Regions from separate parts of the Homo sapiens genome. Here region 1 is linked to region 2. Evidence: chromatin loops called from intact Hi-C (ENCODE). Cell type or tissue: dorsolateral prefrontal cortex. All regions are shown on one strand. Each heading gives the region's core, and the rest is flanking DNA. Links, peaks and the distances in the headings are about the cores only.

Region 1 (13,976 bases), core at 5,977-13,976, 97 kb before region 2:
CTCCCTGTTCGAGTAAGACAGTGTAACTAATTACATCTGCAATGGTCTTACTTATTATATCAATAAGGTCACATTCTGAGGTGCTGGAGGTGAGGATGTCAACATTCCTTTTGGGAGCACTCAATTCGGCCCATAGAAGACCCTTTCCATCTTTCTGCTCTGCCATTCTCAACATGCTGGCTTGCCTGTAGGCTGTTCCTCACTATCAAACCTGGCTACCACAGTCCCAGGCACCACGTCGGCACCACAGTGTTCATCAGATGAAGAGGGCTCATCTCTTCTTCATGTCTCTTCTAGAAGCAAAGAAATCTCTCTGAGACCTTCTCCTCCAGCAAGCTTCTCATCTCACATTTGCAAAAATTTTATCATATCCGTGCCTAATCCAATTACTGGAAAGGGGAACGAGACCACTCACTCACCATGATTGGCTTGGACCAGTGGTTCTCAAACTTGAATACGCATCAGAATGGCCTGGGGTTGGTTAAAACACAGGTTGCTGGATTCCACCCCCAGAGCTTTCAATGCAGTAGGACTCAAAAGAGACTCAAGAATTCAATTTTTTTTTTTTTTTTTTTTGGAGATAGAGTCTGGCTCTGTCGCCCAGGCTGGAGTGCAGTGGCGCAATCTCAGCTCACTACAAGCTCCACCTGCTGGGTTCACGCCGTCCTCCTGCCTCAGCCTCCCGAGTAGCTGGGACTATAGGCACCTGCCACCACGCCTGGCTAATTTTGTGTATTTTTAGTAGAGACGGGGTTTCACTGTGTTAGCCAGGATGGTCTCAATCTCCTGACCTTGTGATCCACCAGCCTCGGCCTCTCAAAGTGCTGGGATTACAGGCATGAGCCACCGCGCCCGGCCAAGAATTCAAATTTCTAACAGTTCCCAGCTGAGGTGGATGCTGTTAGTTCTGGACCACATTTTGAGAACCGGTAGTTTAGACTGACCAGGATTCATTGCAAGGACTGGGCTCAACTCTCAGGAACTCCATTGCCACTCAGAGGAAGGGGGATGCTTGGCCAAAATCAGAATTCCATCAGAAAGGAGCAAGGGAAGAAAACTGTTAGGTAGGCAACAAGTAGTGTCTGCCTCAGAACGGACAAAGGGCAGCCAAGAGGAGACTGAGAGGGAGGCGCCCAGATAGAGGAGAAGAAAGTCAGAACAAGGTGGCATCAAAGGAGCCACAGAGAAGAGATTTGGGAGAGTGTGCTCAACACTGTTAATGTCACAGAGAGGGAGCACTGAAAAGTTTCCATTGGATTGGACAACTAGGAAGTCTGTATTGATCTTAGCAAGAGCAGTTTAGTTTTGAAAACAAGACGTGAGAACAATTATACAAAACACAAAGTGATATATGCATCATTATCTGCTACTGACGATGCCAAGTGCTAGAGCTAACTCATGGATTCCTTGAATCCAGGTGATGAGATGAATAAGAGGAGGCAATGGGGTTTTTCACTGCTGAGCAGTGAAATAAGTTTTCAGAACTGGGGGTTCAAACACAGTCTGAGCTGGGGTTCAAACACAGTCTGAGCTCAGGTTCAAACACAATCATATCCTCAGTCCTGAGTTACAGACAAGATTGTAGGAAGAAGTTTATATATCCTAATCTATTTGCTGGTCCACACATAGCTGCCACATATGTTCAGATACATACACTTTATCCACCTATCCCACCTGTTCCTCTCTATGCATGCACATTAATTGTTTAGCTTAATATACATACAATTATCTGCAGAAGAATCCAGATTCTGCCACTTGCTACTGGAATACCTCTCTTGGCCTCCATTTTTCAACTGTGAAATAGAAATCATAATTGAACTTCTCAGAGTTGTTGTGAGGATTAAGTAAAATCATGTGTATAAATAAAGATGTATATGTTAGATTATTATTATAGCTACACATGCATTACTCTTCCCACATATATAATAACAACACCAGCTAATTAGCATTTGATTCCCAAGTGTTGGATGACAAGTTTAAAAGTATATTTATAGCTATTGACTTATACCCACCTACGTATGTCTATACCTAGAGGTACATACACCTTTGCTTCCAGCACTGCAAATAAACATTTACACGCCACTTCTACCTGTCTCTGTGTCTTCCTAACAACTATCTACACAAACAATATGGAGACACAGAATCTCTAACAGTGACACTCATACATACAATGTCCTCTCTTTATGTAAATGAGAGATGCTCTATTCCAGGTCCTCTGAGAATCAGATGCCAAGACGGGATTAAATGTGCAAGGATTTTATTAGGGCAAAAGCCTGTGAGGGAAATGGGGAGGGAGCCAAGGAAGGCTGTGAGAGCTGTCAGACAGCGATGCAGTGCTGACGTGAGTGAAGGAGGGAGGGAAGGAAGCTTGGGCAGGATCTTCCCAGACTGCCAGGCAGCATAAGGAAGCTTTGGCAAGGCCACTGGGGAGTCCTCCAGCCTGTCAGCCCTCAGAGGAGTCCCCTGTCTCCCAGGAATAGGCCTCCCTTAGCATCCCTGTCCTGCTCAGTCACTGGCTAGGAGCAGCATGGCCTTGGCACAAAAGCAGCCATGGGCTGCCATGGATTTCAGAGCAGTGCTAGGGTCCTTGATCCATTACACCCACTGTAGTTGGGGGTGCAGGGGAGGCCATTCTCATGGCCACCATATGAGGTGCTATTCATTCATCCATTTTTGTGTTTGATCCAAACACTCCAAATTCAGTAAAACAGAAAATCAGTTCAAACCCAGGAGTCTGTGTGGTCCTCCCTGCCACCATGGCTGTTCCAGATGGTGCCTCTGCTCAGATTGCCCCTCAGACTGGCACCTCAAGATGGCCAGAGCAGTGGCTGCCCATGAGCTTCGTTCATCCTCTGCCCAGGCATGACTCGGGGAGCTCTGAGTAAGCCTATTTCTGCCATTCCCTAGCTACCTCCAGGGAAGACTTCTCCACCCAAAGATGGGAGAAGCCAGGACACTCTCGACCTGTGTCTCCGGGGAACCAAACCTCAGATCAGGCACAGGGTGAATGGGGGGAACCCCCTCCAGGACTCTGCACCATGCCTCCCTCTCTCTGGAGTCCATGACCTCCTTCATCCCAGGGTTGTTGCTGTAGCCCTGATCAGAGGACAGGGGATCTGGGGGCTCCATGTGAATCACCTTGTGCTCCAAGGCCAAGTTCCACTGATGAAATCACAGGGAGCTGCAATGATGAAGCCCAGTACTGTACAGATGAAAGTCTTATTTATGTGAAAGATATATCTGCAGAGGGAGCAATAAACCGCAAAGCAAAGTATGAAGGTTTGCAGCAAACGCTGTAAAGTTTTATATTCCTGAAAACTAGGGATAAAAGATGTAACCATTTAAAGCAACGTGGATAAAAGGGGCTTCCACACGATTGTAAAACAGCCTTATAATAGTTAATTGCTAGTTTCTTATTACAACAGAGAGAGTCAAAATAGCCTTTAAAATACCCAGCAATGGAAATGAGAGGAGAGAGAGAAGAGGACAGGAGGGAGTAACCTACTAAAAAGAAGGTTTGGGTCCCAGTTTCCAAGGGTTCTCAGAATAGAGACCACTCTCATTCCTGTAAGACTGCCCTGTCCACAGTACTGAGGGCTCATCACTGCCTGAATCTATCCTGCATGTTCCCATCTGCTGCAAAAGTGAAAGACACTTCACCTGCCTGGGCTGCAGTCTCTTCTTCTGTACAACAAAAGGGTTCGGGATCCCCCACAGGCCCTTCCAGCTCCAATACTCAGTCATCATTATTCACTCCGTGCCTCCATATTCTAGCCACTGTGCTAGGAAGGCAGGGACATGGGGGAGGTTAAGATTCTGAGAAGAGTGGGGAAGACAAACACTTAAATAGATCACTGGGGCCGAGCGCAGTGGCTCACGCCTGTAATCCCAGCACTCTGGGAGGCCGAGGTGGGTGGATCACTTGAGGTCAGGAGTTCGAGACCAGCCTGGCCAACATGGTGAAACCCCATCTCTACTAAAAATACAAAAATTAGCCAGGCATGGTGGTGCATGCCTGTAGTCCCAGCTACTTGGGAAGCTGAGGCAGAAGAATCACTTGAACCCGCGAGGTGGAGGTTGCAGTGATCTGAGATCACACACCACTCTACTCCAGCCTGGACGACAGAATGAGATTCCGTCTCAAAAAAAAAAAAAAAAAAAAATCATTGGAACACTGTGTAGTAAGTCACAGAACAGAAGTCTGTGTGGGCATGATACATGAGCCAAAGAGGAAGACATGAAGACTCCGTGGAGGAGATGAACTCTGAGTTGGGTCTTGTAGGTTGAGTAGGAACTTACCAGAATGACATTCTAGGCAGAGAAACTAGCATGTGTAAAGCCATGTGATGAGAGCTTCCTAAGTGGTACAACTCCAGGGGCCCATTCACATCAGAGTCTATGTAAATGGTGCACCCAGGCCTGTGCAGTACACAACCTCTGCAACCTGACACAGCAATGCTGTAAAGCTGGGGCCCCAGACACAAGCGGGAGATGGTGATGCTGATCCCACATCCCAGCATACATCATAGTAGACCTTTGGCGCAGGGCTTCTTACCCCGTTTGCCACCATCTCTCTGACATCGGGCCCCTTAGAGGGGCTGCTGCTTAGATATGGCCTGGCCCTAGAGGGATTTCTGTTTCACCCTCAAACTCTGGGAACCCCCAGGGAGCTTTCAGGAAGCTCTGAAGAGACCCAAATCTATTTCCCCCTTTAGCAAAAGCAATTGCGCATTCTCTTTACTCTGCAGGGAAGTATATGGGTTTCTCCTCTACAAATGGGATTATTATTGAAAAATAGACTTTCAAGGCAATGGCTTATCTGGGGATCCCTTGTCAACTCAGCTCCATAGAGCCAACTTTCCACCCCACGGAGCATGTCCCCTTTGCCAGCAGCGCCCCTCCACCCACCCCACGTACAAGGATGCCTTCTGGGTAAGGGTGGAGGGAGTGACCAGAACCCTGTCCTTCTGACGGTGGGGGGTGGTGGGGTGACGGGGAGGGAGAGGGGATTCCCTCAGAGCCCCTCCCCGCCTGCAGGCCAGGGCTCCTGACCCTCTCAGCGGCTGCTTCCTGCTCCAGAATCAGCCCATCCTTCTTCCTGGGGGAGGGGAGGGCAGAGGCAGGGCTAGATCTCCTCCTAGCTCTGTTGAGGACATGTGGCATTTGACCTGTGACCCCACAGGAAATTCTTCTGACCTGAGGCGAACCTCAGGAGAAAAGCCATGACCCCACAGTGGACAAAGGGCCTTGCTGAGACCTCTCCCCTCCTCCCCTAGCCGGAGTTCTCTTGACTCTAGGGGGCAGGTCAGAGAATCCCTGGGAATCAGAAGCTCACAGCCCAACCAGCTGGGTCTCTGGTCTCAGCTGGGGCTCTGGTCTCAGCTGAGGAAGAAGGGGAGAACCTGAGAGGTAGCGTCACCGTATGCCCTGCGTGCCTGGGGCAGCCCCACCTGAGGGCGTCGTCTATGTGCAATTGTCAATGCACTTCTTTTTCCAGGACAGAAACTCTCCGGTTTGGATGATAACTTTTATGGTCATCCTGACAGGAAATGGACTTCAAGAGAACCTGCGCTAGCACCCACTTCATTAATTCTACAAAGATTGAGCCTCTGTCCTATGCCCAGCATACCGTGCAGGACTCGATATGGCACTGGGTAAAATCCAGTCAAGTCCTTGCCACAGGGGATCATGGTTTTGGAAGACACAGCCCCAAACCCACTAGAGCACAATGTGGAACTTCCGGGGGAAAAGGATTCGTTTTCTTTTCTTTTCTTTATTTCAGACAGGGACTTGTTCTGTTGCCCAGGCTGGAGTGCAGTGGCACGATCACAGCTTACTGCAGCCTCGACCTGCTAGGCTCAATCCATCCTCCCGCCTCAGCCTCCTGAGGGACTGGGACTAGAGGGATGAGCCTAGCTACTTTTTTATTTTTTGTAGAGACGGGGTCTCACTATGTTGCCCAGGCTGGTCTCAAACTCCTGGACTCAAGCGATCCACCCACTTCAGCCTCCCAAAGTGCTGGGATTACAGGCGTGAGCCACCGATTCATTTTCTTCAGGGGTCTCAGAGAAGATTCACTCTCAGCTGCCTCCACTCTTTTCTCCCTACTCAAACCAGCAGTGATGGTGAGAGCTGAAGAGTAGCCCAGAGAAGGGTTTTAGATATGGTCTTCCTTCTGCATGGTCCATGTCCCTGTTCCCAGCCCCAGTCCATTCATTCATTGCCATGCTCACTAAATACAAAGCGTGAGCTGTGTGTCAAGGGATGTGTGAGTGGAAAAGAGGGTGTGAAATATTTGCCTCCAAGACTTACAGGCTGGGAGCCAGATAAATGCTAAACAAATCACCCAACAATAAACACATGGATTACAGTTGTTGGGAGAGTACAGACGTAGGAGAGGGCATTGAGAGAGCACATCGTGGCTGAGGACAAAGTAGGAGGAGAAATGCTCTGCTCACCTTCAGGGGACTTTTAGGAGTGAACACCTCATGGGAATTTTAAGCCCAAAGACAAGCCCATATGGATTTGAGTTTCATTAGTAAGAACCAGAAAAACGAGCCCTTGGGGGAAAAGGGCAGGGGGGGTGGAAGGGTTGACCAAGAAGAAAGGATGGAGTGCACAGAGCTGGAGCCTGAGCCCTTGATTAGGTGTCACGCAGATGGAAAGGCAGGATTTCCTGGACCTGAAGCTCAGAAGGTCTCTAGAGGTCATCCTGTCCATCTCCTGCCTCTACAGGAGAGGCTTGGAAGGGGTGGGTGTCTCTGTTAAAGGCTTCTGAGTGAATAATTCTACACCCATTCTGTGTTTAACACCTCTTGCTTCAAGAAGTCCTTACCACCATCTGGGCTGGGAGCAGTGGCTCACGCCTGAAATCCCAGCACTTTGGGAGGCTGAGGCAGGTCAGGAGTTTGAGACCAGCCAGGCCATCATAGTGAGACCCCATCTCTACCAAAAAAAAAAAAAAATTAGCTGTGAGTGGTGGCACAAACCTGTAGTCCCAGCTACTTGGGAGGCTGAGGCACAAGAATTGCCTGAATCCAGGAGGCAGAGGTTGGAGTGAGCAGAGATCATGCCCCTGCACTCCAGCCTGGGCGACAGAGCAAGACTCTGCTCAAAAAAAGTGCTTACCACCATCTAAACCCCTCATCTTCCCAGGAAGATGAGCAGATCCTGGGAGTAGGAGGAGGTAGGGAAAAGACAGAGGTCGTCTTTGGCCTGACCATCTGTCTCCTGCCAGTCTGGTGTCCTGGAATCATTACCTCCATGACTCTGCTTTTCTATTCTCTTCTTCTAAAGTTATAAAGGGGCTGGGCACAGTGGCTCACGCCTGTAATCCCAGCGCTTTGGGAGGCCGAGGTGGGCAGATCACTTGAGGCCAGGAGTTTGAGATTAGCCAGGCCAACATGGCAAAACCCTATCTCTACTAAAAATACAAAAATGAGCCAGGTGTGGACCTGGCTGGGGGAGGACCCTTGCCCTCCCCTAGCTCCTGCTCTGGGCAGCACCTCACTCTTGCCCCTCATTTCCTAGGACCATTGAGGAGCACCTCAGAGCCAGTGTGGGATGGGCTGGATTTGGGGCTTTAGAGACATGGGCAGAAGAGAAAAGCAGAGAGTCCTCCATAGCCTGTGTATACATGGGTTTTGGGTAAACCTTCATTGCCATCGCATGGTGCATGAGATTAAATAAATATAATCCCAGTTACTCAGGAGGATGAGACAGGAGAATTGCTTGAACCCAGAGGCAGAGGTTGCAGTGAGCCAAGACTGTGCCACTGCACCCCAGCGTGGGTGACAGAGCAAGACTCTGTCTAAAAAAACAAAGTTGTAAAGGAACTCAATATTCATCACCACAAAGTTGCCATTTTACACAAATGCCTGATAAAAAGTATTATTTCCTTTACAGTATTAATTCAACGGGTCTGTGATGAACCATACCTCAACTTTGTTGTGCAGGAAGCTTCTAGATTTATACATACGAACAATAATAAAACCATAGTTGAAATTTGTCAACCATTTACTTTGTGCCAGACCCTTTACCTGTATCAGCTCCTTTATTCTTCACAGCAATCCATAAGGCAGTGCTTTTATGATGTCACCTTTACAGGTGAGGAAACAGGGAAGTAAAGCAAAGTGCCTAAGGTCTCAGGATAGTAGACAGAATGATGGGCCCCCAAAGATGCCCACTTCCCAATCCCCAGAACATGTGATTATGTTAAGGTGCAAGATGAAAGGGACTTTGTAGTGTAATTAATTTAGGAATCTTGAGATGAGGAGATTATTTTAAATTATCTAGATGGGCCCTTTATAACCACAAAGGTTTTTATAAAGGAAAGATGGAGTTAGGAGAGTCAGAGAAGGAGATGTGACAAAGCAAAGCAGAGAAGCAGAGATGAGATACACACACACACACACACACACACACACACAGAGAGAGAGAGAGAGAGAGAGAGGAGTCAAAGGTACTGAGCTCCTGGCTTTGAAGCTGAAGAAAGGGACTGCGAACTGAGGAATACAGGTGCAGGTGTCTTGCATCTGGAATCCGGGAAAGGCAAGGAAACAGATTCTCTCCTAGATTTCCCAGAAGGAACACAGCCCTGTGGATCCATGTGTTGGACTTCTGACCACCAGAACTGTATGATAACAAATTTGTGTTTCACATTGGTGACTTGTTACGGCAGCAACAGGAAACTAGTCCACACAGCTAGCAGGAGCAACAGCACCTGCCATGGGATGGGTGAGGCAATCATGTCACGAAAACCCTACCTAGAACCAACTTCCTCTCTCCAGTCCTTGCCCTGGAGCCCTTTGATGAGTGAACATCTCCCAGGGTCGCGTCCTCCCCATCTAACCACGGACCTCGTCCTCCCCCAGCTCCTGCTCCGGGCAGCACCTCACTCTTGCCCCTCATTTCCTAGGACCATTGAGGAGCACCTCAAAGCCAGTGTGAGATGAGCTGGAGTTGGGGCTTTAGAGACATGGGCAGAAGAGAAAGGCAGAGAGTCTGTAGCCTCTGTATACGTGGGTTTGGGGTAAAATGGCCTTCTTTGCCATCAGGCATCAATATCTTCATTGCAACAGCAGAAAGGGAAATAGCTGGAGCAACTAACTACACGTGTAGCTGAAGGTGAGGTCCAGGTGTGAGCACATAAGTAGGAGGCTGAGTTGCTGGGGGATCTGCATGGGCACAGGTGTGTGATGGGGTGGGGACTGGGGGCTGGCCTCTGCCAGAGCATCAGAATAGAGTAAAAGCACTCCAAAGCACTCTGGAGCACAGTCCTTAATGATGGCCCAAAGGAAAGTATTGGCCTTGAAGGAAGGGGGCTTCAAAGGCCCCTGGAGAGGGATGAGGGTTTTATTTTGAGGCTGGGGGACGGAAGGGGGCAACAAAATAGTTCCTAAAGGCCCCTCCATAGAACTTCTGGACTTTGCTGCCACCTTGTGGAAACCACTTAGAAGGCAGGGTTGTGGCCGCCCCGGCCAAAGATTGACATCTCACTGGGGTCTTTAGGATGGATACTTCTTTCCATCTGAAGTGGGACGGGGGTTGGGAGGGGGGGGTTGGAGTTCTCCCAGGCTCATGGTGGTGAATTTCCAGGCTCCCCTAGTCCCAGCTGTCATACTCATGATGTGTCTGTCTGCCAAGAGTTTAGCTCTCTTTGCAGATACAGGGACACAGCAGGTGGTGTTGCATAGGAGGAGCACAGAAAAGTTTGCCAGTATCCCATAGGCTTTCCCAGAGCAGGAACTCAAAGGTGTGGTTTTAGGGAGGAACCGTGTGCAAAGAAGCTCTGAGTGTGCAGAGGCAAAGGAGGGAAGGTGGTAATGGGAGAAAAGAGTCAGGAAAGTGTTGGACACAGAGGTCTGGATTCAGCCTGATAGGGACAGGAGCTTCATCCCCCTCTGGGCTTATGCTGAGTGACCAGTTCATCTCACTCGCTCATTTGTAAAATGGGGACATGAAGGAGAAAGGCTTCTCCTCCACAGTGCCCTATGAGCAGTTCTCACCCATTCAGAATGAGATGTGAGCCATCCGAGAAGGGCCGATACGCCTCTAGCCGTCTCCCCACCACAGCCTCATGATTTCCTGGACTTTTGCTCCATATTGGGAGCACGGTCCCCACCACACCTATGAGCCATGTACTAATATGATTCCCATTTTACAGGTGAGAAGATTGAAGTACAGGGCAGCTAAGTGCTTGTCCAGGGTTTCAGAGCTAGCCTGTGTTGGGGCCAGATTTCAAGTTTTGAATCTCCCTGTTCACACGGCACTCTTTCACTGTCCTCAATAAGTATGTTTCAAAAAATGAATAGGAGTGGTCAGGCTTTGGGTGTGCCAGCTCTGGGAGCCCTCCCAACTGGACCTCTGATAGGAAATCAAGGCAGATCTTCTCTTCTTCCTGATCTGCCCCTTCCCAACCTCAACAGATAAAGGTCTCTTTTTAAAGTCTTCTAGGAAATGAGATTCCAATCCTTCCCTTTCCACTCCCGATCTAATTCATGTTAGTAATAGCATTATCAGAAAGTTCTTCCTACAGTCTAAACTCCATGCCTCCAGATAGTAGAAAGAGAATATAGATCAGGCTTCTGTTTCAGAGAGGGATATTCTTGGTCTCTAAAACCAGGGTTTAATTCTCTAACCATGACAGTCAGGGCTGGCCAATCACAGGCCTCAATGGGATAGCTTAAATTATAGAGGACCAAGTTAGAAAAAAGAAAAAAAAATACCCAACTTCCAGAGCTGATACTGCAGCTGATAATTAATTATCTGCTGTTTGTATGCACTGGTAGGGCTCCCCCAACCTCTCACTGATCAGGGTGCACAGTGTGGCCCGGGAAGAAGACCAGTGAGTTGGCGTCAGGTCAAGACTATTGTGTGGGAACCATCCAGAACCTTCTCGACTTCATCCTCCCCCCTCCACCCTTCCACTTCCCTCCAATCAAGGGAGGAGCTGCCCTCTTTCGCTCACCTCCCCTCCCCAAACATTTGGGAGGGAGGAGAGAGAGGGAGTGATTAGCACGGGGCATTGTCCCCAGATAATGGGCCCCAGCTGCTGCATGAAAGAAGAGACAAAGCGCCTGGCGGCTCCACATGCATTATCCCCTCATTAAATCTCTGTTATTAGATTAGATTCAAAATGTATTGATTCAGAAGCTGGGGGGAGGTGGGGGAGGGAAGAGGATCTGGCTGGTGAATGCTGAACTGCACCTCTCTGCAAGCTCTTCCTCCCCCTCCTTCACCCAACCAGGCAACTTTTCTGCCTCGTGTTCTCTGAAGGGAATCTCCCCTATGCCCATATCCTGGCCTCTGAGTGCAGCCAGTCTGCCTGAGCTATTCAGAAAACCACTGAGTGTCCACTCCTGGGAGGTGCCCTTGAGATCCTTGAGGCCAGGTTGCCAACGTCCAGAGGAAAGGCAGCCTCCTTTCCAGGATGGCAGGAGACAGACTCCATGGCTTTGAAGCAGTGCCAGTCACAAACTCACAGAAGGGTTCAGGCTGGGCACTTTCAGCACCTTTGATGGAATCTTTTTAGTAGAAATAACATCACTGAGAAACGGGGTAAATGGGAAAAGGAAATGAGAACTGAGTGTACTTGTTGGTGAATAGAGAAGGCTGCAGGAGAGAAGCGGAGATGGGCAAGAGACTTGGCAAGCTTCCCGGAAGCACTTATAAAGACATGAGTGTTTCTGGTCTCCTCTCTGCTAGGACAGAATGAGAGGCAACTGGCTAAAGTGTCAAGAGGAGGGGAGGAAGCAGCTTCCAGGAGGTATAACAGGTGGGAGGGAAATTCTGGATGTTCTCATACCCTCGATGGAGCAAAAGTCTCCTTGGGAGAAGACCAAGATTTGTACTGATGATCAGGAGTTAGTGCACTGCGGGGGTCTCTGGCCCTGGGCCTCAGTTTCTCATACCTGGGCAACACAGCCCACATGCCAGATCTATGAGCTGATTGGATGTAGCTACTGGAGCAGAAGATGTTACATGTGGTGGCTCATTCTCAAGGTGATTAATTGGCTGCCTCGATGCTGGGCTCTGTCACCCCATTGACTGTGGGTGAAGGGTGGGGAGAGAAAGATGGAGAATCAATAGGATGATTAGTGTCTTACTAGCTCTCTGGTTGGACACTTTGCCAGTAGCCACCCGTTTACTGACCAGTGATGCATTGACAGTGCCAGAATGTTCACCTTCCTATCCCTCTGGCCTGAGACATGAGAATCACCAAACAGCATGGCTAGTCCAAGCAAGTCCTAGTGGAATGGGGCAGCTTTTGGTTCTCAGACCAGGCTCCAACAGATGGGGGCCAGGGGACATCCCAAGAAAGAAGTGATGAACACTCCCCATCTTTAGCCCAATCTCTGCTCAGCAGGAGACAACGATTGTGAGGGCCAATCCCCAGCCTCACAATCTTTTGCTTTTTGCTGGGAGACCCTAATCTCTATCCATCAACAAAGCAAAAATAAATATAAAATTTCTAATGAATCCCTGATAACTAGAATCAAAAGCACATATGTCTGGAGTGGAAGTATCAGATGAAACTTCATTCCTAGTTCATCTTAGGAGCAACCGGCCAGTTAGACAGTATTCAATGACCAAACACCAAACCAGCTGGTGCTGGCCGTGGTGCTGAAGCTCTCATCTCCATTCCGTTGCAGTATCCACTTGCAGGGAGAGAGCTTGCTCCCACCTTCACTAAAAGATCATGAGCCCAGGTAACAGGGCTGTGTGGACCCTTCCAGCATCTTTCCAAGGGGTTGCAAAGCCGAGATTCCCCCTCTTTTCTCTCCATTGCTAAGTGTTCTTGGTCCTGACCCTCATACCTTAAATCCCACCTCCTAGTGTTTCTTCTTATAACAGCTACTTAAAGTACAAAGAGTAACTTACATAACTGCAAACCCACCATTTAATTTAAATTAAAAAACTAATATAACTGAGAATCCCTGTATACCCCTCCTTAGTCTCATCCTCCACTCCTTTTCCAGATCCCTAATATCATGAAGTTGGTGTTTATCCTTCCTGTGCAAATGCTTTTCAACCTATTTGTCATCTCCCAGTTTCCTGGGCCTAGAGGCACCAATCTCTTCTTCTTTTTTTTTTTTTTTTTTTAACAGAATCTAGCTCTGTCACATAGGATGGAGTGCAGTGGTATGATCTCAGCTCACTGCAACCTCTGCCTCCCAGCTTCAAATGATTCTCCTGCCTCAGCCTCCCAGTCAGCTGGGATTACAGGCATGCACCACCATGCCTGGCTAATTTTTGTATTTTTGGCTTTCTTTTTGTAGAGGAGGGTTTCACCATGTTGGCCAGGCTGGTCTCGAACTCCTGACCTCCAGTGATCTGCCTGTCTCGACCTCCCAAAGTGTTGGGATTAACTAACTGTAAATCTCTTCTTCTAACCATCCAACCTCTTCCCAAAGCTGCTGACAAATGGTTAAGAAGAGAGTCTAGCGGGGAGCGGGGAGGGATAGCATTAGGAGATATACCTAATGCTAAATGATGAGTTAATGGGTGCAGCATACCAGCATGGCCCATGTATACATATGTAACAAACCTGCATGTCGTGCACATGTACCCTAAAAATTAAAGTATAATAATAATAAAATTTAAAAAAAAAGAAACAAGCAAAATGTATAAATACAAAAAAAGAAAAAAAAAAGAAGAGAGTTTAGGGTTTCACTGCATTTTATTCTTCCCACTCCCATCATCTGATGGGGGATGAGTGTTCAGGGAAGCTGCCACAAGTGAGGTGAAGAAAAAAAAGACACTAGGGGTTAGAGAAGCCTCGTACAGAGTTATCAGGCCTGTGTAGTAGAGAGTTGGTTTTGCCTTCAACCTAAAAGCAAAGTTGTGAAAGAGAAGCAGAATTCCAAAGTCCCTTATTCAGGTGAGGGTCAATGGGGAAAAGTCCACAACTAGAGTGGACTTAGGGAGTGCCCGAGTTTCTCCTGATCTAAGACAGCATGTTTTAAAGCCATGGT
Region 2 (15,040 bases), core at 3,028-11,027:
TTTGAGACCAGCCTGACCAACATGGTGAGCCCCATCTCTACTGAAACTACAAAAATTAGTCAGGCGTGGTGGCACATGCCTGTAATCCCAGCTACTCGGGAGGCTGAGGCAGGGGAATTGTTTGAATCAGGAGGTGGAGGTTGCCATGAACCAAGATCGCGCCACTGCACTCCAGCCTGGGAGACAGAGGGAGACTCCGCCTCAAAAAAAAAAAAAAAAAAAGAAAAGAAAAGAAATAAATACAAATGTAATGTGTGTTTGCACATGTTCATACATGCATATATTCCCTAGCTCTGTCCACTTAGCAGCCTAGGAGAATGACACCCCAATAGTAACAAGCACACCTAGCTTCCATAGCTCTTCCGGTATAGTCTTGCCAAAAATTCATAACTTGAATCTATTCAGGAGGAAACACCAGATGAGACAGTGGCATACTGTGGGACAAACAAAACAGCAGGCATCTTCAAAAGTGCCAAGGTGGGCCAGGTGCAATGGCTCATACCTGTAATCCCAGTACTTTGGGAGGTTGAAGTAAGAGGACTGCTTGAGCCCAGGAATTTGAGACCAGCCTAAGCTACATAAGGATACCCTGTCTCCACACAAAAAAATAAAAGATTAGTTTAATGTGGTGGTGCACTCCTGTAGTCCCAGCTACTTGGGAGGCTGAGGCAGGAGGATCACTTGAGCTCAGGAGATAGAGTCTGCAGTGAGCTGTGATTGTGCCACTGCACTCCAGCCTGGGCAATAGAGGTAGACCCTGTCTCAAAAACAAAAACACACACACACAAAAGTGCCAAGGTTATAAAAGTTAAGGAAAGACTGAGGAACCTATCAGACTAAAGAGACACAAGCACAATATCTGATTCTGAATTGGATCCTTTTGTTATAAAGAACATTTTGGGAAGAATTGAAACTCGAATGAGGTATGTGGATTAGATGGTAGTAATGTGGCAATGTAGTAATGTTGGTTTCCTGATTTTAATTGTATAGAGATTATGCAAAAGAATGTCCTTGTTTGTAAGACCAGCACACTAAGTATTCAAGAATGAGGGAAGATCGCACACAGTGGCTCACGCCTGTAATCCCAGCACTTTAGGAGACCTAGGTGGGTAGATCACCTGAGATCAGGAGTTCAAGGCCAGCCTGGCCAACATGGTGAAACCCTGTCTCTACTAAAAATACAAAAATTAGCCCGGCACGGTGGCACATGCCTGTAATTCCAGCTACTCAGGAGGCTGAGGCATGAGAATCTTGTGAACCCAGAAGGCAGAGGTTGCACTGAGCCGAGATCACACCACTGCACTTCAGCCTGGGCGACAGAATGAGACTCTGTCTCAGAAAAGAAAAAAAAAACAAAAAACAAAAACAGGGCACATCATGTTGATCATGTCGCTAACTTATTCTCAAATGATTGTGGGGGTCTAGGGGAATTCTTTGTACTATCCATCCAATTCTGCTATACATTTGAAAATATTTCAGAAGAAAGAGTAATTTAAATGTAACTTGGTGGAGGAACTTTGGTACACAGTTATGGAAAGTTTATCTGAGAAATACTCTTTAGAGAGGGTGGGCAGATAAATGGGGCTTCATCAAGAGGGAAGATCATAGAGGACTGATCTGGCCCTCAAAGTCTCAGCTCTTCCTATCAGTTCTTTGAATTGTCAGCTTCTACTTATGGGATGAATTAGGACAAGAGAAAGGCAAGCTACAGGCAATATAGCTATGTAGGTAGCAGTTTTTATGGGAAAGCAATGCAGAAGCATCCCTTTATGCAAAGGTTTAATTGAGGCGATGATCGACATTGCATTCTTGCCATGCATTGTAGTAAGCTATGACTCTAAGTCAAACCTTCTGGGGACGTGCTTCCCTCCCTTTTCTTTGCACTTTCTGATATGCCCATCTGTTACTGGAAGGCCATTACTAATGATGTGTAATACAGGTACATTACAACTTTCATTAGCTAACTTAACAACAGTCTAGTAATCCTGCCCATTATGGCTCTTTATTGGCTGATGAATTCTGTCAAGATGGCAATGATTTTGTATGAGTGACTTGTCTTCAAAGTAGTTTATATACAATGCTTCCTGATCTTTCCTTGACAGCCTTGCTCTGTACTGTCAGCTGGCTTAGATCTTTCTTTTTCTAATCTTAGTGTCCTGTCTGGACTTTGTTTACTCAGTACTTTTAGCTTTTTTTTTTTTTTTCCCTAAGAGGCAGAGTTTCACTCTGTCGCCCAGGCTGGAATGCAGTGGTGTGATCATGGCTCACTGTAGCCTCCATCTCCCAGCCTCAAGCAATCCTCCCATCCCAGCCTCCCATAGCTGGGAGTATATGTGTGTGCCACCACACCTGGCTAATTTCTTCTCTTTTTAGTAGAGATGAGGTGTTGGTATGTTGCCCAGGCTGGTCTTGATCTCCTGAGCTCAAGTGATCCTTCCGCCTTGGCCTCCCCAGTAGCTAGGAATATAGGCATGCACCACTACACCCAGCTCATACTCAGTTCTTTTAGGTTTGGTATTGCTCCTCTCCCCACCCTTCAGTTTTTCACAAAAATGGTCCCTCCTCACTATCTTACATACAGCATTTTTCATCCACTAATATGGTTTGGCTGTATGTCCCCACCCAAATCTCATCTCAAATTTCAATCCGCATGTGTCAGAGGAGGGGCCTGGTGAGAGGTTATTGGATCATGGGGGCAGATTTTCCCCTTGCTGTTCTCATGATAGTGAGTTCTCATGAGACCTGATAGTTTAAAAGTGTGGCGCTTCCCCCTTCTCTCTCTCTCTCCACCATGGATGATGTTGCCTTGCTTCCCCTTCCCCTTCCACCATGATTGTAAGTTTCCTGAGGTCTCCCCAGCCATGCAGAACTATGGGTCAATTAAACCACTTTCTTTATAAATTACCCAGTCTCGTGGATCACCTGAGGTCAGGAGTTCGAGACCAGCCTGACCAACATGGTGAAACCCCATCTCTACTAAAAATACAAAATTAGCTGGGCATGGTGGCCCATGCCTGTTATCCCAGCTACTCAGGAGGCTGAGGAAGGAGAATCGCTTGAACCCAGAAGGCAGAGGTTGCAGTGAGCCGAGATTGCGTCATTGCACTCCAGCCTGGGAACAAGAGCAAAACTCCATCTCAAAAAATAAAACAAAATAAAATAAAATAAATAACCCAGTTTCAGGTATGCCTGTATAGCAGTGTGAGAATAGACTAATACATCCACCCAGAGAAAGCTTTTTATCTGCATTGTTTCTGCTAATTCCCCAGACATCATCCTTGGAAGGATGAGTGTGGGGGTAAGTCTCATTCTAGCCTTTCCAGCAGATCAGTATATGTAAGTCAAAATTTGGAATCATGAGGGGCTAGGCATTTGGACTTCTTTCTTTTTTTTGAGATGGAGTCTTGCACTGTTTTCCAGGCTGGAGTGCAGTGGTGTGATCTCGGCTCACTGCAACCTCTGCCTCCCAAGTTCAAGTGATTCTCCTGCCTCAGCCTCCCGAGTAGCTGGGACTACAGGTGCATGCCACCACACCCGGCTAATTTTTGTATTGTTAGTAGATACAGGGTTTCACCAGGCTAGTCTCGAACTCCTGACCTCAGGTGATCCACCTGCCTCGGCCTCCCAAAGTTTTAAGATTACAGGTGTAAGCCACCTCACCCAAACGTGTTTGGACTTCTTAAGTGGCATTACTTGGGTAAAAGAAACAAAGACTTAATCTGGGATTTGAATCTGCGATTCTCTTACAGAAGTTCAGGCCAAGCCCATCATTAAGAAAGTACCTGAAAATATATTTCTTTTAGAAGTCCCCACTTCACATCCCCATGAGCCTTTGCACTCTGTTTCTCCATTATTTTCAAGTAAGATATGGCACCTATTAGATCGACCGATGTCTTTTGGAAGAAGCAAGGGGAGAGGGTTTATTATGCAAACATAATAAGGAAGTGTTTATTATGCAAACAGCAACTGAGTTATGCGTCCTTTAAGACTACTAAATAGTTTTTAATTACTGCTATACCAGTAAATCCCATAAATATGCAAATGCAATTAGTTCAAAAAATAGGCCTTAAATATCTTTATTCCTCTCCAACAAAGTTCTTTGAAGTTAATCGCTAACTCTCTTTGTTCACTCCCTTGGCAGTCATGCTAAAATTGACAGGAATTTTGACAGATGTACATATTCGGGGAACCAAATTTTCTGAGCACATCTGGTCAGGCTGGAGGAAAAAAGCAGAAATGGACATTCCAGCCAAACTCAAACATTTAATGAGTAGAGTCCCATATGAAATTTCTGTTACTCCACAGTGTTTTCCTCTGAAATCAATATCAAGCTAACCACAGAGGAGGCACCTCAAGTCCAAAGACACACTCAGCATTCGATTTTCCTCTAGCTTAGAATTTCATTTTTAATAATAATGCACATTTTACGGTCCTTAAAAAGTAAACAAATAAACAAGGGAATGGAGTCCCTCATGGTTCTGGCCTTTCGTGGTTTTTGTGTCATGGTTTTCTATGGGAGGTCATAGAGCATAAGATATAAGGTCCCAGGCCTTCAAGTCAGACTTACCTCATTGTGCATCCTAGCTTCATCGCTTGCTAGATGCTCATGGCCTTGGTCAAACTCCTTACTGCTTCTAAGCCTTAGTTTTCACATCCTTAAAGAGGGTTTAAACAGCATTGAGTTAGTTTTCTACGGCTGCATTAAAAATTACCACAAATTTATGGGCTTAAAACAGCACTCATCTAGCTCACAGTCCTGTAGGTCAAAAGTCCAGGAACAGAATGAACAGATCTGCTCAGGGTCTCACAAGGCTGAAATCATGGTCACGTGCTGGAGCCAGCTCTCACTGATCAAAAAGACCATTGTTTTTTCATTTGTTTCCAGTGATATCAGTTGGTAAATTGAAATCAGTCAGCCAGGAGCAGTGGTTCACACCTTGGAAGCACTTTGGAAGGCTAACTCAGGCAGATCACTTGAGCCCAGGAGTTCAAGACCAGCCTGGCTAACGTAGTGAAACCCTGTGTCTACGAAAACTACAAAAAAATTGCTGGGTATCGTGGTGCGTGCCTGTAGCCCCAGCTAGCTGGGAGGCTGAGGTGGGAGGATCACCTGAGCTTGGGGAGGTCAAGGCTGCAGTGAGCTGTGATTGTGCCACTGTACTCTAGCCTTAGCAACAGAGTGAGGCTCTGCCTCAAAAGAAGAAAGAAAGAAGGAAAGAAAGAAAGAAAGAGAAAAAGAAAGAGAGAGAGAAAAAGAGAAAGAAAGAAAGAGGAAGGAAGGAAGGAAGGAAGGAAGGAAGAAAGGAAGAAAGAAAGAAAGAAAGAAAGAAAGAAAGAAAGAAAGAAAGAAAGAAAGAAAGAAAGAAAGAAAGAAAGGAAGAAAGTCATAATGACAAAATTTGTCACATGGAAATCAGCAAACACTCCCACCAGGACCCCTCCCACCAGCTGTTTTCAAAACATCTAACTACATGCTGTGACCACTCCCTTGATCTTACAAGGCCTCATATATTCCTACATTACAGTACTCATTCAGGTGTGTTATAAGTATTTGTTTACTTTTCTGTCAGTCTAGAATTTGGTGAATACCTTGAAGGTGGAGCAATGTTGTGTTATTCAGCTTTATATCTCCATCGTAGAGCTTGGCACCTAGTAAGTGTTCATTGAGTGTTCCAGAAAGATGGGAGGAAAACAGGGAAGAAAGAATTAACAAATGAACAGAAAAGAATTCTGGCTTATGCCAGAAAGATGATGCCAAGAGGAATCCAGCCTTTTCATAACCACATCCAAGATGAGATACACTCACCACCCATTTCACAAAGGATGGGTGAGAATGACAACTTGGTTCTGAAGCAAGATTGCCTTTATTTGGTTTGCTCCAGAACCAGGGAGCAATTAGTGCAAAAGACAAACATGAGACACCGGTGCAGGCAGATCATGAGTCCCTTTGACTCACTCAGAGTGTACTCCAAGTTCAGAGATTTTACAGTCCTTGGGGGTAAGATGTACCCCAAAAGCTAGAGGAAAATAGAAGGTGGAAGGAACTTGGAGGAACACAGAAGCTTGCTGCTTCTGTTTACGCTCCCAATGACATCAATTCCAAGAAACCGCTTAGTGAGACTACAATATACGACAGACAGTCTTACCCTGTACACTATGTTGTTTAGATCTTCTGCACAGATTATGGGCCTTGAAGTCTTGCTGTGCCAGCACTGGGGGATCTCCCCTGATCTATGGCTCACTGTAGGGCCCCCAACATTTCCATTTAGACCCATTTAGACATTTTCTGGGGAAAGGCAGTCAATTACTGCAGCCAGTGAGATGTTCTGGTTCAGGTGTAAATCTCTGGATATTTCCATCTCTGCTATGACTCAAGATGAGGAAAGATCTTTGATCCTTTAGAAATTTATTTATTTATTCATTCATTCATCCACTTAGTAAGTAGGAAATTGTGATAGACATTGACAATCTATGGATAAGAAAGCTGGGGAGAGGTGGATTGGAGGTGACAGATAAGAAATCTTTGAGAGAAACGCCTATAGATGGATGAACTGGAGAGGACCCAGGCAAAGAAAGGAGCCCAGACTTGGAGTGGGAGTAGGTGGAGGCTTTTCACAAATAGCATTTGTGCTGAGTACTGATATTCATCTGAGTGGGGAGAGGGTGAACGGAGCTCCCAGCAAAAGGAATTGCACATGAAAGGGCTGGAGGTTGAGATGAGAGTGCATGGTGCCTTCTGGGAACGGGGTCGGGGGGAGGGTGCAAGCCTCACTTTGTAAAATTGGGGGAAGATAATTCTAGACTCACATGAGTTGAAAGAATTCAAAAGTTCATGATGCAGAGTGTTGACCGGGGATAAAATAGGAAAGTGAAATATTGTATAAGTCTGTATAAGTGCTGTTATTATAAATCTGTCTCCAAATGGCCTATAGCAATTATTCTAAAATGCACAACAGCTGTATTTGTCCCCCTTCTGCCATTGCTGAAATTTACACTGTCATCGCGCCAGGAGGAAGGCTTGGCACTAATAATAGGCTGGCTGAGTATGGCTGGAGTGTGACAGACCCCTAGTTAGAGCCCAGAAAGACTGAGAGCAGAGTGGGGAACTGTAAAGCTCTGAGGAAATTCGAGTTGGTGGCTGTGAATATAATCAGAGCACCACCTTGTGGTGGCTGTCGTGCCTGCCTTAACCAATTCTGCGCAACCCCAGAAAACTATGCCAACTCATTTTAAGTTTTATTATACAGTGCACTTTCAAATGATTTCAAAGTCATTTCAGGCCTCTCTTCATGTCACCACTATTCGTCTTTGCTGTAAATTCTCCTCTTTGCGTTCACCAGCACCAATCCACACCAACCCATTCGATCTGTTTTCACACAGCTTATGACCGGCCAGTTCCTTCCTCCTACCTCCTTACTGCAATTCTTCCAAACTCTTGGTCCCTAGGAGCTCCCAAGTTTCCTGGGAAACTGACTCAGTAACTTCTTTTTTTCTTTTTCTTTTTCCTGAGACAGGGTCTCGCTCTGTCACCCAGGCTAGAGTGCAGTGGTGTGATCATAGCTCACTTCAGCCTTGACCTCCTGGGCTCAAGTGATCCTCCCACTTCAGCTTCCAGAGTAGCTAGGACTACAAGTAAGTATCACCATGCCTGGCTAATTTTTTTTTTTTTTTTTTAGTTTCCCTATGTTGCCTAGGCTAGTCTTGAACTCCTGGGCTCAACTCCTGAGACGCCTTAGCCTCTCAAATTGTTGGGATCATAGGTGTGAGCTACCATGCCCAGCCTCAGTGACTTTTCACAAATGGCATTTATGCTGAATACTGATATTCAGCTGGGTGAAGAGAGGGTGAACGGGTGAAAGTTACAGTGTAACTTTCCTACTGTCTTCCTAAGAATGGGAATAAGTCTTCTGCACATCTGAAAAGTTATAAACAATATTATTAAAAGCCATATCAGGGATTTACTACGAAGATAGGACCCCAGAGGGACTAACTGCGTCTTCTAGTAGAGTAAAGCTCGTCTCTGGCCACCCAGCGGGCCAGTAACACAGTGTCCTGGTAGGCAGACTGGTGTATCAGGTTTCAGAGGATGCCCCAGGGAACAGGACTAGAAGTATATGAGCTCTTTAAAAGCACAAAGCAGTCGTTTCCATGTTCAGATTATTTAGAGATTATGAAGGCACCAACCCTGCTTTCGATCTGCATACAGTCAAGTGGAGCAGACACAAGTCAATAATCGCAGTAGAGCCACTTAAGTTTTCTAAAAGAGATTTATCAGCAGGTTGCAGGTGAACATGGCCTTGAGATAAATCCTGCCCCTTGTTGAAGTACAGTTTCAGTAGATGGTTCATGGTATTTTAAGAATTGGAATTTTTTAATAAAAATAAAAAAGTTTTGTTTGGTTCTGTTCTAGATTTATTTTTCCTCCTAAATAAATGAGAAAGATGTTTCAACAAAGGTTCTTTATGCTGAATAATTGTGATGCTTGAAGGTGGTAATCTGCTTTGTTTAAGTGGATTTTAAATGTCAGACAATTCTAGACAGTTTTCTCTTGGTCAAATAAAAATTTAATTAAAAGTTAAAAAAATTAAAAGCCATATCAAATTTTAATATTGACAGGAGGGATAAAACTCTGTAACGCTGACTGTCTTAGATTAGGTTTCCCTGAAACATACCTATAATAAGGCTTTGTGTACAAGCAATCAATTTTAGAAATACTCCCAATAGAAATTGGGAAAGGGGAGCGTGGTTTCAGCTTGAACCCTCAGGGAAACTTGACAGTGAAAACCACACAAGGGAAGCTGGCCTGCACACTCTCACTCCCACCTGTCAGCTGTTGGCTAAGGGGAACAGGGAGTGAACTCCCAGATATTTCCTGGTCTTTTCCTGGGCAGACAAAGCTTTAGTAGCCAAGGAGACGTCTCCAACAAAAGTCCTAGGTGTGGGCCTTGGAAGCCACAGTGCAGGGAAGCCAAGAGAGGGAGTGCAGAAGAGGAACGGAGGTCTGAAAAGATCTAGAAAGACCACTATCAGTTTCTGTTTCAGAGACAGCACAGACACACGGGAGGCACTAAGTTTCTTATTCCTTCAGAAGACAATTAAGGCCAGGCATCATGGTATCACGCCTATAATCCCAGCAGTTTGGGAGACAGAGGCGGGTGGATCACTTGAGGTCAGAAGTTCGAGACCAGTGTGGCCAACGTGGCGAAACCCTGTCCCTTTTCTTTCTTTCTTTCTTTCTTTTCTTTTCTTTTTTTTTTTGAGACAGAGTCTTGCTCTGTCACCCAGGCTAGAGTGCAGTGGAGCAATCTCAGCTCACTGCAGCCTCTACCTCCTGGATTCAAGCGATTCTCAAACGTCAGCCTCCTGAGTAGCTGGGATTACAGGCGCCTGCCACCATGCCCGGCTAAATTTTTTATTTTTAGCAGAGATGGGGTTTTGTCATTTGGCCAGACTGGTCTCAAACTCCTGACCTCAAGTGATCCACTTGCCTCGGCCCCCCAAAGTGCTGGAAGTACAGATGTGAGACACACCCAGTCTTGAAACCCTGTCTCTACCAAAAAATACAAAAATTAGCTGGGGTGGTGGCATGCATTTGTAATCCCAGCTACTGGGGAGGCTGAGGCACAAGGACCATTTGAACCCAGGGGGCGGAAGCTGCAGTGAGCAGAGATTGTGCCACTCCACTCCAGCCTGGGCAACAGAGCAAGACTTGGCCCCCCAAAATAACAATAGGCCAGGAGCGGTGGCTCACGCCTGTAATCCCAGCACTTTGGGAGGCTGAGGCTGGCGGATCACGAGGTCAAGAGACCAGCCTGGCCAACATGGTGAAACTCTGTCTCTACTAAAAATACAAAAATTAGCCGGGCATGGTGACTGTGCCTGTAGTCCCAGCTACTTGGGAGTCTGAGGCAGGAGAATCGCTTAAACCCGGGAGGTGGAGGTTGCAGTGAACCGAGATCATGCCACTGCACTCCAGCTTGGGTGACAGAGCGAGACTCCATCACAAAAAATAATAATAATAAATAAATAAAATAAAAATAAATTTAAAAGAAGACAATTAAATTTCCAGTAACCTGATGATTAACTTTGCAGAGCCCAAACATACAGAAATACAATTAACACTTTTCTTTTTCTTTTTTGAGACAAGAGTCTCACTCTGGGCCGGCCGCGGTGGCTCAGGCCTGTAATCCCAGATGGAGACAATCCTGGCTGAGATGGTGAAACCCCGTCTCTACTAAAAATACAAAAAAATTAGCTGGGCGTGGTGGCGGGTGCCTGTAGTCCCAGCTACTCGGGAGGCTGAGCAGAAGAATGGCAAGAACCCGGGAGGCAGAGGTTGCAGTGAGCTGAGATCGCGCCACTGCACTCCAGCCTCGGCGACAGAGTGAGACTCCATCTCAACAACAACAACAAAAAAGAGTCTCACTCTGTCATCCAGGTTGGAGTGCAGTGGCGCAATCTCAGCTCACTGCAACCTCCGTCTCCCGGTTCTAGCGATTCTGGGGCTTAGCCTCCTGAGTAGCTGGCATTACAGGCACCCACCACCATACCTGGCTAATTTTTGTATTTTTCGTAGAGATGGGGTTTCACCATGTTGGCCAGGCTAGTTTCCAACTCCTAACCTCAAGAGATCCTCCCACCTCAGCCTCCCAAAGTGCTGGGATTACAGACGATGCCATCACACCTGGCTAATTATGTGTTGTGTTGCTTTTTACTTTTTTTTTAGACGGAGTCTCGGTCTCTTACCCAGTTTGGAGTGCAGTGGTGCGATCTGGGCCCACTGCAACCTCCGCCTCTGGGATTCAAGTGATTCTCCTGCTTCAGCCTCCTGAGTACCTGGTTTCACAGGCATCCTTGGGATCATAACCATCACATCTGGCTAATTTTTGTATTTTTTAGTAGAGATAGGGTTTCGTCATGTTGGCCAGGCTGGTTTATTGCTTTTTTTTTTTTTTTAAAAGATGAACTCTCGCTCTGTCACCTAGGCTGGAGTGCAATGGCACGATCTCGGCTCACTGCAACCTCCCACTCCCAGGTTCAAGCGATTCTCCTGCCCCAGCCTCCCAAGTAGCTGGGATTACAGGTGTGTGCCACCACGCCTGGCTAATTTTTGTATTTTTGGTAGAGACGGGGTTTCACCATGTTGGTCAGGTTGGTCTCGAACTCCTGACCTCGTGAGCCACCGCACCCGGCATTGCTTTTTTCAAGTTAATATTTCTCCTCCTGGCCAGGTACGGTGGCTCACACCTGTAATCCCAGCACTTTGGGAGACTGAGGCAGGCGGGTCACTTGAGGTCAGGAATTCGATACCAGCCTGGCCAACATGGTGAAACCCCATCTCTACTAAAAATACAAAAATTAACCGGGCATGGTGGCGCCTGCCTGTAGTCCCAGCTACTTGGGAGGCTGAGGCGGGAGAATCACTTAAGCCCAGTAGGTGGAGGTTGCAGTGAGCCGAGATCGCACCACTATACTACAGCCTGGGCAACAGTGCAAGACTCCATCTCAAAGAAAGAAAAAAAATATTACGCCTCCTGGAAAAAGCTCTTTCCCCAAATATTTGTTGATGACTTTGCCATAATTTTACCAGAGTCACATGGTTCCTATCTTGACCACATATTTTAAGAATAAAATATGAAATTTTAAAATCTGAAGTCTAAGTTATACTGCTGTGATGTCTAAGCAAGTAATCTGCAAGCATGGCAGCACATGAGGCTCATCGAGTATTTTTAAATGACCTGGGTCCCATCTCTATAGATTCTGACATTATGGTATAAGATGGGACCCAGGGGCGGGCGCGGTGGCTCACGCCTGTAATCCCAGCACTTTGAGAGGCCAAAGTGGGCAGATCATGAGGTCAGGAGATCGAGACCATCCTGGCTAACACGTGAAACCCCATCTCTACTAAAAATACAAAAAAAATTAGCCGGGTGTGTTGGCTGTCGCCTGTAGTCCCAGCTACTCAGGAGGCTGAGGCAGGAGAATGGCATGAACCTGGGAGGCGGAGCTTGCAGTGAGCCGAGATCGCACCACAGCACTCCAGCCTGGGCGACAGAGCGAGACTCTGTTTCCAAAAAAAAAAAAAAAAAAAAAAAAAACAGTGGAATTGAGTGGGTATGGCTATTGAGTTGACTTGAACTCAGGAAAAAGATAAAGAAAAACAGAGAGCGATTAACCAACAATTAAAAGCTGAGTTTGGCTGGGTGTGGTGGCTCACACCTGTAATCCCAGCATTTTGGGAAGTCGAGGGGGGCGGATCACAAGGTCGGGGGATCCAGACCATCCTGGCCAGCATGGTGAAACCCTGTCTCTACTACAAATACAAAAAGTAGCTGAGCGTGGTGGTGTGTGCTTGTAATCCCAGCTACTTGAGAGGCTGAGGCAGGGAAATCACTTGAACCAGGAGGTGGAGGTTGCAGTGAGCTGAGATCGCGCCACTGCACTCCAGCCTGGCAACAAAGCAAGACTCTGTCTCAGAAAAAAAGTTAGACCGGGCGTGGTGGCTCACACCTGTAATCCCAGCACTGTGGGAGGCCAAGGTGGGCAGATCACTTGAGGTCAGGAGTTTGAAACCTGCCTGCCCAACATGGTGAAACCCAATCTCTACTAAAAATACAAAAATTAGCTGGGCGTGTTGGTGCAGGCCTGTAGTCCCAGCAACACAGGAGGCTGAGGCACGAGAATCACTTGAACCCGGGAGGTAGAGGCTGCAGTGAGCCGCACTCCAGCCTGGGTGACAGAACGAGACTCTGTCTCAAAAACAAAAAATGAAAAAACAAAAATTAGTCATGCGTGGTGGCACATGCCTGTAGTCCCTGCTCCTCGCGGGGCTGAGGCATGAGAATCACTTGAGCCTGGGAGGCAGAGGTTGGAGTGAGCCAAGATTGTACCACTGCACTCCAGCCTGGGCGACAGAATGAAACTCTGTCTCAAAAAAACAAAAACAAAAACAAACAAACAAAAAATTTCAATTATTTTGTGAGAACAAAGCTATTTTCTTTCTTTTTCTTTCTTTCTTCTTTTTTTTTTTTTCCTGAGACAGAGTCTCACTTTGTTGCTTAGGCTAGAGTGCAGTGGCTCGATCTTTGCTCACTACAACCTCTGTCTTCCAGGTTCAAGCAATTCTCCTGTCTCAGCCTCCTGAGTAGCTGGGATTGGAGGTGTGTGCCACCACGCCCAGCTAAATTTTGTATTTTTGGTAGAGACGGGGTTTCACCATGTTGGCCCAGCTGGTCTTGAACTCCTGACCTCGTGATCCGCCCCCCCTCGGCCTCCCAAAGTGCTGGGACTATAGGCTTGAGCCACTGTGCCTGGCCCAACAAAACTATTTTCAATCTGTCATTTAGAAAAGGGAAAATAAGCTCTTTATAGCTCAGTTAAAGATGAAGATGAGGTCTCAGCTGGACATGGTAGCGCATGCCTGTAATCCCAGCACTTACGTCAGGAGGCCAAGGCAGGAGGACTGCTTGAGGCCAGGAGTTCAAGACACAGATGAGGCATTATATCAATAAAGTGGCTTAGATTTTTAGGGTTTTTTTGTTTTTGTTTTTGTTTTTTTGACAGAGTTTCACTCTTGTTGCCCCGGGTGGAGTGCAACGGAGTGATCTCCACTCACTGCAACCTACACCTCCCGGGTTCAAGTGATTCTCCTGCCTCAGCCTCCTTAGTAGCTGGGATTACAGGCACACACCACCATGCCTGGCTAATTTTTGGGTTTTTAGTAGAGACAGGGTTTCGCCATGTTGGTCAGGGTTTCTCCATGTTGGCCAGACTGGTCTCAAACTCCTGACCTCAGGTGATCCATTCGCCTCGGCCTCCCAAAGTGCTGGGATTACAGGCGTGAGCCACCGTGCCTGGCCTAGATTTTTAGTTTTTATGAAAACCAACACAGAGACCCCCAACATCTTGCTATGGTTTGAATGTCCCCTCCAAAACTCAGGTTGAAATTTAATTGCCATTGTGATGGTAATGGCTGGGTGCAGTGGCTCACCCAGATGGGACAGGCTAGGTGCAGTGGCTCACATCTGTAATTCCAGTACTTTGGGAGGCCAAGGCAGGTGGGTCGCTTGAGCCCAGGAGTTCAAGACCAACCTGGGCAATATGGTGAACCCTATGTGTACAAAAAAATACAAAAAAAAATAGCTAGATGTAGTGGCACACACCTGTGGTCCCAGCCACTTGGGAGGCTGAGGTGGGAACCTCACTTGAGCCTGGCAGGCAGAGGTTGCAGTGAGATTGGGCCACTGCACTCCAGCCTGAGTGACAGTGATTAGGCCATGAGGGTTCTGCCCTTATGAATGGATTAATGGCATTTTCACAAGAGTGGGTTCCTGATAAAAAGCAAGGTAAGCCCCTCTTGTCCACTCTTGCTCTCATGTGAGCTCCTTTTAATTTTTGCCTTCTGCCATGAGATGACTCAGCAAGAAGACCCTCACAAAATGCCAACACCTCAACCTTGGACAAAAACTTCCAGAACTGTCAGAAATAAATTTCTTTTCTCTATAAGTAACCATGTCTGTGGCATTTCTGTTACAGCAACACAAATGGAATAAGACACCTGTGTACATGGGTAGAAAAGGCAAGAGATATGTCATAGCTTTTCTCATATGATACAAAAGTGTCATGTTTGTTAAACAAATTTTGTTCCAAGAAATCCCTCTGGCAATCCCCAGAATCTGCTCTGAATGTGTATGCTTATTCAGTAGTGTCCTCAAAGTGATAGAAAAGTGGCTCTTTACTCTTTCCAGTTTGAGCAATGCATATTTAGTTTTTTTCTTTAAATTTAATAATTAAAACTTGGCCAGGCTGGGTGCGGTGGCTCACACCTGTAATTCCAGCACTTTGGGAGGCCGAGGCGGGTGGATTACGAGGTCAGGAAATCGAGACCATCCTGGCTAACATGGTGAAACCCTGTCTCTACTAAAAATACAAAAAATTAGCCGGGCGTGTTGGCCGGCACCTGTAGTCCCAGCTACTCGTGTGGCTGAGGCAGGAGAATGGCGTGAACCCGGGAGGCAGAGCTTGCAGTGAGCCGAGATTG

The links. A loop is a pair of places that touch in the nucleus more often than their neighbours do. Peaks named below come from ENCODE experiments on the same cell type or tissue, not always from the same donor. Only the 100,000 strongest peaks of a DNase experiment are listed, where the experiment ranks them.
Region 1: it touches region 2 in a loop (5-fold over the local background); 41 of 110 quality-filtered maps call a loop at or near these places.

The regions. Positions count from the first base shown.
Region 1 is chr11:113,990,000-114,003,975 of GRCh38, reverse strand. HTR3A (5-hydroxytryptamine receptor 3A) reads right to left here. Exons shown (of 9, transcript NM_000869.6): 9 at 13,663-13,976. It overlaps LOC124902760 (a long non-coding RNA gene), which reads left to right. Exons shown (of 2, transcript XR_007062895.1): 2 at 7,906-8,015. Among named protein-coding and RNA genes, the nearest start is that of HTR3A, 22 kb to the right of the region's middle. RefSeq lists an enhancer at 13,882-13,976. In dorsolateral prefrontal cortex, for the core only: CTCF peaks have their summits at 9,230 and 9,430 (motif pointing left); DNase peaks (open chromatin) are centred at 9,434 and 11,645; H3K27ac peaks cover 1,510 bases.
Region 2 is chr11:113,888,611-113,903,650 of GRCh38, reverse strand. It overlaps a transcript of HTR3B not described here. Among named protein-coding and RNA genes, the nearest start is that of HTR3B, 8.7 kb to the left of the region's middle. RefSeq lists a silencer at 7,677-7,877. In dorsolateral prefrontal cortex, for the core only: a CTCF peak has its summit at 7,158 (motif pointing left); a DNase peak (open chromatin) is centred at 7,170; H3K27ac peaks cover 1,731 bases.